2 separate regions of the Homo sapiens genome follow, and region 2 is linked to region 1. A link is an interaction called in ENCODE POLR2A ChIA-PET data of the cell type or tissue named here. Cell type or tissue: endothelial cell of umbilical vein. All regions are shown on one strand. Each heading gives the region's core, and the rest is flanking DNA. Links, peaks and the distances in the headings are about the cores only.

Region 1 (5,385 bases), core at 60-5,059:
ATGTTTAATGAAGTCTAGTGTATCACATTTTTTCTTTTGTGAACTGTGTCTTTGGTCTTGTATCTAAAAGTCATCATAAAACCCCTAGATTTTCTTCAATGTTATGTTATGTTCTGGGAGTTTTAGAAATTTTCATTTTTGTTTAGGTCTGTGATCCATTTTGAGTTAATTTTTTGTGAAGCGTGTGAGACCTGTATCTGGATTTCTTTTCTTTTTGACATGTGGAGTTCTAGTTAGGAATTTAATTTTGATTTTATTTTAACTTTAAATAGCCACATGAGGATAGTGGCTACCACACCAGACAACATTCTAGGTTTTACCTGGATTTGTTCTTAAGGTCTTAAGTCATCCATAGCCTTTTAGGATGCTTTTATTTTACTTGCCTAAACTTTGAGCACTTAATGCTCTAACAACCCTCCTTAGGAAAAGAATGCTTTTCATTTCTACTAGCAAACACTGAATTTAGTCTGCTGGTCTTTGCTCTTATTCCGTTTGGTGTCTACTTCATAACTCACCTGAAAAGCTTTCGTTAGGGAATAATGTCTGTTGCTGCAGCTTCCCTGGAATGGATTTTCCAGTTAAGGATATGAATTATTGCCTAATTACTGCTAATTATTCTGTAGCTTCTTGTCAGAGTCTATTCAAAGAGGGCAAATCTTGTTTATCCCAATATTTATAATTTAGCTGTACATGGCAAGGCAAATTTTAAACCAACTCTTGATGATTCCTTTACAAGGACTGACATGTTCCAGAGCAAAACAGACATTCAAGATTTTTTCTAGCTTGAATATCCTTTTAGATTTGAGTGATGATAGGTGAGTTGTCTTTGGAGCTAGAAGCTCAGGTTATGTTGGAATACTAGACTCATTCATTTAAGTCCCTTCAGAATGGTTACTATGCCTATATTAGAAAAATAGTTATAATTCACTACCATCCCTCTGTTAATGTTTTTGCTACTCCTGGAGAGAATTGAGATAATTGATGGCCTCATCTGTTCTCTGCTATAGCTACTACATACATAATTTGAGCGAACTTTGTAATCAGAGAATCTTAGCTTTAAGTTGATAACCACTTAGAGAGCTACCCAGACCTCAATTGTTAGGAATAAATGGAATGAAAGCAAGACAAAGAGGGTGCTTCTGACTAGTTAATTGTTGATGTGTGGTTTTAAATTAATCCCTGTCAGTAGTGAAAAGAGGTGTAGTCCAGGGCCCTCCATTCCCTGGGGTCCACTAAGCACGTATTTTTGAAAAAGTGAAGCCAAAAGTGTAAAGGGCTGTCTCTATCCCCTGCTTCTCCTCATTTTATTTTTTTTTATTTTAATTTTTTCGCTTCTTTTCACAAGTGTTGATTCTCCTCATTTTAAGCTTTTCCTTTTAAGTTTGGAATTGTAGATCTAAGATTAGGAGCCAAGCCAGGTCATCAAGTAAGGGAAGCAATTAGCAAGATTCATGTTTTCTGGATGGGATTGGGACAGGGAAATCAATATTAAAGAAAGTCTTGTAAAATGGGAATATACTTGGGGCCCTTGCTTTTCAAGAGCCACATATGCTGCTCTTTGAATAGTGGCTGTTGTATCTGTGTTTCTTTTGCTTATAACTAACGGTTATTAATGGCTGTCTCTAAGAATTTGAGGTGAATGTGTTAAGATGTAGGAAGATCCAAGAATTAACCATAGAACCCTATTGTCAGTAGCCGAATAGGTAGATATGAATAACATAACCTTGCTCCACACTCTGCATAATAATAGAAGACATGAACAATAAGGTAATATCAAATTGAATATTGGGTCCAATTGTTTTTGAGCTGCTTTTCATTTATTCCTTTTCTAGAAATTATTATAATATTGATTATTTGTCCTCAGTTTACAGTAAGATGAGATGCTCTATAAAGCTCTTTTCTGGTTGCAGGTAGTCTATAATAAAGCCTAGAGGAAAATGGGCGGTGTGTGGTATCTAGAAGGTGAGGTGAGAGGTGCGCATGATGTCACATGTGATTCATGTTTAAGCAGCTCTGATATTCTCAAGAAATGAATGCCAAGCTACCAATTATGAAGAATGATTTAGTCTCTCATAGAATATGCATCTGTCTTTCATGGGTCATACATGTGATATAGATACCATATAATTTGTAGGTATATATTATATATTTGTGGATGTTTTTGTAGTCCAGTGCAAATTAAAGTGACAGACATGTAGCCAGCAGTGAGTATACAGCAAAGCAGTTCTAAATCTTAGTTATCAATAAAGGTAAAGCAAGCTAATTGTGCCTATTACTTTTTCTTATTTCGGGCCTTTACTCTCAATCTGACATCACTTTATTTCAAATGCATTGTAAGACAGGAAGAACACTGAGATAGTATCAAAACCCACTTCCTTTTATGTACAAAAATAAAGAGCTCTGACAGCAAAACTGATACTTCTAGTTGAAAATCGATAGAAACTTTCTTGATATATGTATACCTTTCAGCCAAATAGGAACAGAGAATAGAACTTTGAAATTCAGTCCAATATTAAAACTAGTTTATTGATTTCTGTGTAAAGTGGAAGACTTAAAAGTTTGTAGTTTTGGTTGCTAGTTTTCAGACAGGATACACAATGTTCAGAGAAGAGTTTTATGGAATTCCAAATAAAGGTAAGGTGGAATAATAACTTCAGAAAAATGAATACGAAAATCACTATTTATATTGCTTTTTTATGATCATAGCTAAGTGAAGTCTCTGCCTTTTCCCCAAAATAAAATATTGCATTATGAAGCAACTGTAGGACTATTATTTTTATCTTCTGATAGAAAAAGTTTTGTTTAGATTTTGGTCTGCTTTTAAAGTGTCTTAAGAATGAAATTAATTACATAAAGTATACCTTTTCTCTGTAAGGAATCACTGTTTCCTCTAGTGTGAACTAATGTTAATTTTACTGCTTGTTCAGAACTACTTTAAATCAGGAATTTGATATATATTGTGTCTGGAGTTATTTAAAATACCATAAACCTATCTACCTTCTAACATTTACATGTGTGTTAAGTTACTGAATGGGTATGATTATGTCTCCTTTTAAAAGTATACTGGAGGCAAAACTTTTTTTGGCAAGTTAACTTAGATGGAGAGAGACCTTTAGGAGATTTTCTCTTTTCCTCTGAGGTTATTATTGGTGGCTGAATTGGAGGTTTTAGCACTGTGTTGTGTTAAAGATGGCTACACTGTTAGGGCTTTGGATAGTTAGACTACCCAGAAGCAAGGAAAGTGTTGAGGTGTGGCCTTTCCCATTTAGGCCAGGGGACTCTGAATATAATCAGGAAACACCGCCTGCCTAGTTTGGAGTAGATTGCACTTGGTGTTGGAGGAAGGGACTTAGAACTAAAAAGGATCCATTACCTCTAAAGAAAGACCTGTTAGAATAAAAACTCTCCCTCAAGAGAAACATAACTGTTTCTAAAGATCAAAATCATTTCGGAAACTTCGATTATTATCAGTGCTTCAACAATCAATTCTTCAACTATATATAGTTCTTAAGTTTCAATTTTGTTACCAATCCTTCAGTGTCTGATCTCTCCCTAATACTTCATAGGGGCCCATTAAATGTCTTTGGGAGAAAATAAAAATTTAAGTCAGAGATTATTTACTTAAGCTTTTAACTCAAATGCATCTACTATTAATAGTCTGTATCTTTTTGACCTTGTTCGACATTATAATCATCCATTGAAATGGAAAATTCTCAATGCTGTAATAATGTATGTATGTACCTTTTGACTTAAACTCAGTGAGCAGTATGTAAATATCCAGCAACGAGAAGCTACTGCAGTGAACTATGTAAAACTGACTGATAAGCCTCAAGTTCCAAAATTTGTTTTGTTATATTTATTTTATTTATTTTTTGAGACAGAAACTTGCTCTGTCACCCAGGCTGGAGTGCAGTGGCATGATCTCAGATCACTGCAACCTCGCCTCCCGGGTTCAAGCGATTCTCCTGCCACAGCCTCCCCAGTAGCTGGGACTACAGGCGTGCACCACCATACCAGTAGAGCCAGAATTTCTCCATGTTGGGCAGGCTGGTCTCAAACTCCTGGCCTCAAGTGATCTGCCCGCCTCAGCTTCCCAAAGTGCTGGGATTACAGGTGTGAGCCGCCACGCCCGGCCTAAAATTTGTTTTAAATGTTTTTCTGAAAACACTTAATATTAAGCTTTAAAAAAAAAAATTTATCAGCCGAGTGCGGTGGCTCACGCCTGTAATCCCAGTACTTTGGGAAGCCGAGGAGGGCAGATCACGTGAGTTAAGGAGTTCAAGACCAGCCTGGTCAACATGGTGAAACCCCTTCTCTACTAAAAATACAAAAATTAGCTGGGTGTGGTGGCGCACACCTGTAATCCCAGCTACTCGGGAGGCTGAGGCAAGAGAATCACTTGAACCCAGGAGGCCTCGGAGGCTGCAGTGAGCCAAGATCACGCCACTCCACTCTAGCCTGGGCGACAAAGTGAGACACTGTTTCAAGAAAAAAAAAGAAAAAAATTATTTACTAGATTACTCTTTGGGTTTCTTTTATGTAATGATTTTTGTTTTTTTGTTTTTAATCAAATAATAGTAACTCGATCTTTTGATCAGAATTTGTTAATCTTTTATTTCTATATGTTTATGTAGAAGCAAGCATTTTTGTTTCTAATTAGACAAAAAAATGTGTTGTTAAGAATTGTTTTAATCTGTTGAGCAGTCCACATTGGAGGATAAAGTTATAATCCTAAAAAGTGTTGTTTAAGCCATTAGTTTATTGATAACAACCAAAGTAATATCTCCGTTTAAACTACTTGTTAGGCAGGCTGTGGTGGCTCACACCTATAATCCCAGCACTTTGGGAGGCCAAGGTGGGAGGATCACTTGAGCCCAGGAGTTTGAGGCCAGCCTGGGCAATATAGTGAGACTCCTGTCTCTACAAAAAATAAAAAGTAAAATTAGCCGAATGTGGTGGTGTGTGCCTGTAGTCCCAGCTACTTGGTAGACTGAGGCAGGAGGATTGCTTGAGCCCGGGAGTTCAAGGCTACAGTGTTCTATAATGGGACCACTGCATTCCAGCCTAGGTGACAGAGCGAGACCCTGTCTCAAGAAATGAATGAATAAACAAGCAAAGAAACTACTTGTTACACTCATGCCTTCTCCAGTCTGTATTATTTGCCAGGTATTTGGGAAACAAATTTGAATGAGGTGTCAACCCCACCCTTAAAGTTGTCTCAGCATATCTAGAGGGATAGAAAAATAAGTAGATAATTAGCACATGACTTCATAAATCACATGTGTTTATATTTATCATGTTATGACAGCATTAGAGAAGGGATACTAAGTTAACTTTGCCTGGGTTACTAAGTATTAGCTATAAAAGTTCTAAGATACTATTCTT
Region 2 (5,385 bases), core at 224-5,223, 440 kb before region 1:
ACTATCACAAATTAAGGTAAATAAGAGCCATTCCCCTTTACTAGAGTAAATTTTAGCACTCACTAACCAATGATTCAAGCTTAAGATATTTTTTCAGAATTTTCTTAGGTTGGACATTTTTCCTGAACACAAAAGTAATATATGTCAATGGTAGAAAATTTTTCAACTATAAAAAATTATAAAGAAGAAAATAATAAACATTCATAATTCAAACCTAAAGATAACCACATCTTTTTCTTGGTATCTTCCATGGGATAATCACATTTAATTCAGTTTCAATGAATAATATTTACAAAACTAAGATCATACTATATGGTTTTTTTTGAAGATAGGGTCTCATTCTGTTGCCTAGGCTGGAGTGCAGTGGCACAGTCACAGGTTAGTGCAGCTTCAGCCTCCCCAGGCTCAGGTGATCCTCCCACCTAAGCCTCCTGAGTAGCTGGGACTATAGGCGTGTGCTGTCAGGCCCGGCTAATTTTTGTATTTTCTGTAGAGGCAAGGTTCCATTATGTTGCCCAGGCTGGTCTCGAACTCCTGAACTCAAGTGATCCGCCCACCTTGGCCTCCCAAAGTGCAGGGATTACAGGGATGAGCCACCATGCCTGGCCTATATGTCTTATTTGTATTTCATTTTTTTCTTAACATTATGCAGATTTTTTCCATGCCAATAAATGTTTGTAGACCTATTTGTTTATAGCCTACATATGATTCAAACTCTGAGGATGACCCTGAGTTTCTCCTTTGAGAAGACCTATTTTTAAAGGAAGGGGTGCTTGTAGTGGGCCAAAGCTGCCTGAATAGAAAGCTACTGACTTGCTGGGAGAATGATATTTCTTACTCTCTTCTAACAGTATATTTCTGCCGGATAAGTATATTTCTTATAATCAAAATAGCATTTGATGGTGGTACGTACATCCAGTGCTTCAAATTTAAACCCTTACCTGTATATATTTCCCTTTGGCAGGTAAATACACTGAGTAAAGAGCTACATTCAGAGTTCTCAGAAGTTATGAATGAAATCTGGGCTAGTGATCAAATCAGAAGTGCCGTCCTTATCTCATCAAAGCCAGGCTGCTTTATTGCAGGTGCTGATATCAAGTAAGTTTTAGGAAACTTGAAGTCACCTTTTATCTTGGTTAATAGTGTGTTTCTTAGGCCTAATAATTTCTCCTTTTAAAAGAAAGTAGAAGTGCTGGGCACAGTGACACAGGCCTGTAAAATTGAAAATGTACGTATCAGGCTGGGTGTGGTGGTTCTTGCCTGTAATCCCAGCACTTTGGGAGGCCGAGGCAGGTGGATCACATGAGGCCAAGAGCTCAAGACCAGCCTGGCCAACATGGTGAAACCCTGTCTCCACTAAAAATACAAAAATTAGGCATGGTGGCACACGCTTGTAATCTCAGCTACTCAGGAGGCTGTGGCACGAAAATCCCTTGAACCTGGGAGGCAGAGGTTGCAGTGAGCCGAGATCACACCACTGCACTCCAGCCTGGGTGACAGAGTGAGACTGTCTTAAAAAAAAAAAGTATATACACACACACACACACACACACACACACACACACACACACAGAGTATATATATATATATATACACACACACACACACACACATCATGTGATCTAGAGAAATCTCACCCCTTGTTTATAAGAACCAGTGTACAAGGATGTTTGGTCCTGTGTAGTGTGAAATAATGAAGAATTTAAAACCAAATGTCAGTCAGTAGGAAAATGGGTAAGTAAAATGTGGACTATTCACACAATAGAATACTACAAAACAGGTAAAAGGAATTAACTAGATCCACAATATGATGTTAGAACTCAAAAACATAAGGTTAAGTTAAAAGAAAAGCAAATTGCAGAATGTTTCATACAGTATATAGTTTCTATAAATGTTTTAAAACCAAACATGGAATAATTCTTGATACTATTTATGGACACAATCGTAGTTGGTCTGGAAGGAGACACTACAAACATGAAGATGGCTGCTTTGGGGAAATGAAGTGGGTGGTAGGACTTGATTGTTAAAGGCAGCTTTACAGATGCAGCTAGTATTTTCTTTTCCTCTGCTAAATGGTGGAATGCATGCCTACATTAACTTATTTACAATTGTTTACACATACATAAGGAGGGGAAATGATATTTTAGTGTCAGTTTAATAGGTTAAAATGTTAAGTTGTCAATTCCATTAAAATATGGGTATTTGTTATGTTCTTTGTATTTTAGACAATGATAGCCAGCATTGTAGGTTTAGTAATTTGTACTGAAAGTGTAATTATTTATGTGTAGTAATCAGTCTCTTGTTAGGCACAAATAATTCAGCTAGAAGAAAAACCACTTGATAAGATAATTTTGGGTCTTCTAAAAAATTAACATTAAACAGAACATTTATAAAGTCTAACAAGACACTGATGTACCTGGCAGTAGCTACCTATATCCAGAGGAAAATACATGTAGCTTCTATGAGGCCAGCTGAGCAACTCTCAGTGTATAAAATTACAGAATATACTAGTTATCCTTGGTCAAAAGTACAAAATCCATATCCTAAGTGTGTTCACAAAATAGCAAATGAAACAAACTGAAATTAAAGGACATTGAGTGGAACATCATTGCACCTGATCATTTTTATTTACTTATTTATTTTTGAGACGGAGTCTCCCTCTGCTGTCCAGGCTGGAGTACAGTGGTGCGATCTCGGCCCACTGCAACCTCCACCTCCCAGGTTCCAGTGATTCTCTCGCCTCAGCCTCCCGAGTAGCCAGGACTACAGGAATGCAGCACCACGCCCAGCTAATTTTTGTATTTTTAGTAGAGACGCGGTTTCACCATGTTGACCAGCCTGGTCTCGAACTCCTGACCTCAGGTGATCCACCTGCCTTGGCCTCTCAAAGTGCTGGGATTACAGGCATGAGCCACCATGCCTGGCCTACCTGGTCATTTTTATTCATTAGTGGGATCTGTTAAAATGTTTTAGATTTCTCTAAACAACCTGGAAGCTTTTCTTTTGCGTCATTTTTATTGCTGTTAACTACCTGATAGTGAAATGTTTAATCTGATAGTGAAGTAATTTACCAAAGATGATTTTCCCTTGTACCAAGCTTTGTAATTTAATGATTTATTACAGAAGTAAAAATAAATTATGCAACACATTTATGTTTTCTGGATCCAGAATTTTTTTTTTTTTTTTTGAGACAGAGTCTCACTCTGTCGCCCAGGCTGGAGTGCAGTGGCGCGATCTCGGCTCACTGCAAGCTCCACCTCCCGGTTTCACACTGTTCTCCTGCCTCAGCCTCCCAAGTAGCTGGGACTACAGGCGCCCGCCACTATGCCCAGCTAATTTTTTGTATTTTTAGTAGAGACGGGGTTTCACCGTGTTAGCCGGGATGGTCTCATGGATCCAGAAGTTTAACACTCTTTATGGAGAAATGATGTTGCTGCTATTGTGCTATTTGAAGCAAAATCATTCTTAACCTTCTATTTGAAGATTTGTCATCAAATATTGATGCATGATAGGATAAGTGTATAGTGAATAAGTATTGAACCAAATAAATTATAGTTTTATCTTTTTCTCTGTTCTCTACTTTTATGGATAATGCAGCATGTTAGCCGCTTGCAAGACCCTTCAAGAAGTAACACAGCTATCACAAGAAGCACAGAGAATAGTTGAGAAACTTGAAAAGTCCACAAAGCCTATTGTGGCTGCCATCAATGGATCCTGCCTGGGAGGAGGACTTGAGGTATAGATATTCTAAAGTTATTGAGACACTGTCCAACTCATTGGTGGCATTCATCAGCTGTAAACCCTTAGGCTACTGCTTTGCCTGGAAAAAGTTTCTGGAGGAGAATCCGCTTTGTTTTTTGTTTTTTGCTTTGAGACGGAATTTTGCTCTTGTCTCCCAGGCTGGAGAGCAATGGCACGATCTTGGCTCACTGCAACCTCTGCCTCCTGGCTTCAAACAATTCTCCTGCTTCAGCCTCCCCAGTAGCTGGGATTACAGGTGTGCATCACCATGCCCAGCTAATTTTTGTATTTTTAGTAGAGATGGGGTTTCACCATGTTGGCCAGGCTGGTCTCAAACTCCTGACCTCAGGTGATCCTCCCGCCTCGGCCTCCCAAAGTGCTGGGATTACAGGTGTGAGCCACTGTGCCTAAATAGCTTTGTTTTTAGTTATCAAACTTCTGGATAGGTGTTAATCCTTAATCCACATGACACAGAGCAAGTGGCACAAAGCAAGTAAATGAAGGTGTGATGTTTTCATTTGAACTGCATCTCTAATGTCCTTTTCAGCTGTAAAAATCTTGTTCAAGTTTGCAGGGCAAAGATTCAGAAGTGTGATCTAGGCTCTTAAGCTACTTAAGTCTGGTTGAGACACATAAAGCATAATATAAGTGCTTTGTCAGTAGTAAAGACGGTAAATAATAGAAGATTTGAGAGAAGAGATGCTTACTAGACCCGAACATGTAGGAAAGAAAAGAAGGGGAAAAGGAAACATTCATTGAGCACTTTTCACATGCTGAACTCTGTGCCAGACACTTTCACATATGCAGTCATTTACCACATAACGTTTCAATGACCAATTGCACATACAGCAGTGGTTCTATAAGACTGTAACACTACATTTTTCTATACCTTTTCTGTGTTTAGATACAGAAATGCTTATCACTGTGCCACAGTTGCCTACAGTATTCAATAGTCACATGCAGTCCAGGTTTGTAGCCCCTTAGGACAGGGGTCCCCAGTTCCCAGGCCATAGCCTGTTAGGAACTGGGCCCCACAGCAGGAGGTGAGCAGTGGGCGAGTGAACATTACCACCTGAGTTCCGCCTCCTGTCATATCAACAGTGGCATTAGATTCTCATAAGAGCTGGAACCCTGTTGTGAACTGCACATGAGAGGGATCCAGGTTGCGCACTCCATTGGCCTCTATTGCCTGATGATTTGAAGTGGAACAGTTTCATCCTGAAACCACTCCCTCCCACCCCACCCCCAGTTCTTGGAAAAATTGCCTTTCACAAAACCTGTCCCTGGCGTCAAAAAGGTTGGGGACTGCTGGACTAGGAGCAATAGGCTATCCCATATAGCCTAGATGTGTAGCAGGCTCTGCCATCTGGGTTTGTGTAAGTACACTCTGCGATGTTCACACAACAACAAAATTTCCTAATGGTACATTTCTCAGAACATATCCCCCTCATTATGTGACACATGACTATATTAATTAAGAAAACCTGTGCCTGGTCCTAAACTATAAGCAGAATTTGATTAACCAGAATATGGAGGGAAAAACAATTCCGCATATGGTATGGTGTGAGCAAAGGCAAAAGCAAAGCCAACTAGGACACTGTAAGTAGACGTGCTTGATTGGAGAGTCCGGGGCTTTTTAACCTG

The links. ChIA-PET counts read pairs that join two places held together with the same protein. Peaks named below come from ENCODE experiments on the same cell type or tissue, not always from the same donor. Only the 100,000 strongest peaks of a DNase experiment are listed, where the experiment ranks them.
Region 2: POLR2A ChIA-PET joins it to region 1 with 7 read pairs; 2 of 35 experiments call an interaction of 5 or more read pairs at or near these places.

Annotation. Positions count from the first base shown.
Region 1 is chr2:25,791,721-25,797,105 of GRCh38, reverse strand. The region is part of intron 5 of ASXL2 (ASXL transcriptional regulator 2); the gene reads left to right. Among named protein-coding and RNA genes, the nearest start is that of ASXL2, 84 kb to the left of the region's middle. In endothelial cell of umbilical vein, for the core only: no CTCF peak of the experiment used is centred there; a DNase peak (open chromatin) is centred at 2,455; H3K27ac peaks cover 392 bases.
Region 2 is chr2:26,232,568-26,237,952 of GRCh38, reverse strand. HADHA (hydroxyacyl-CoA dehydrogenase trifunctional multienzyme complex subunit alpha) reads left to right here. Exons shown (of 20, transcript NM_000182.5): 4 at 965-1,098; 5 at 3,598-3,736. Among named protein-coding and RNA genes, the nearest start is that of HADHA, 9.4 kb to the left of the region's middle. In endothelial cell of umbilical vein, for the core only: no CTCF peak of the experiment used is centred there; no DNase peak of the experiment used is centred there.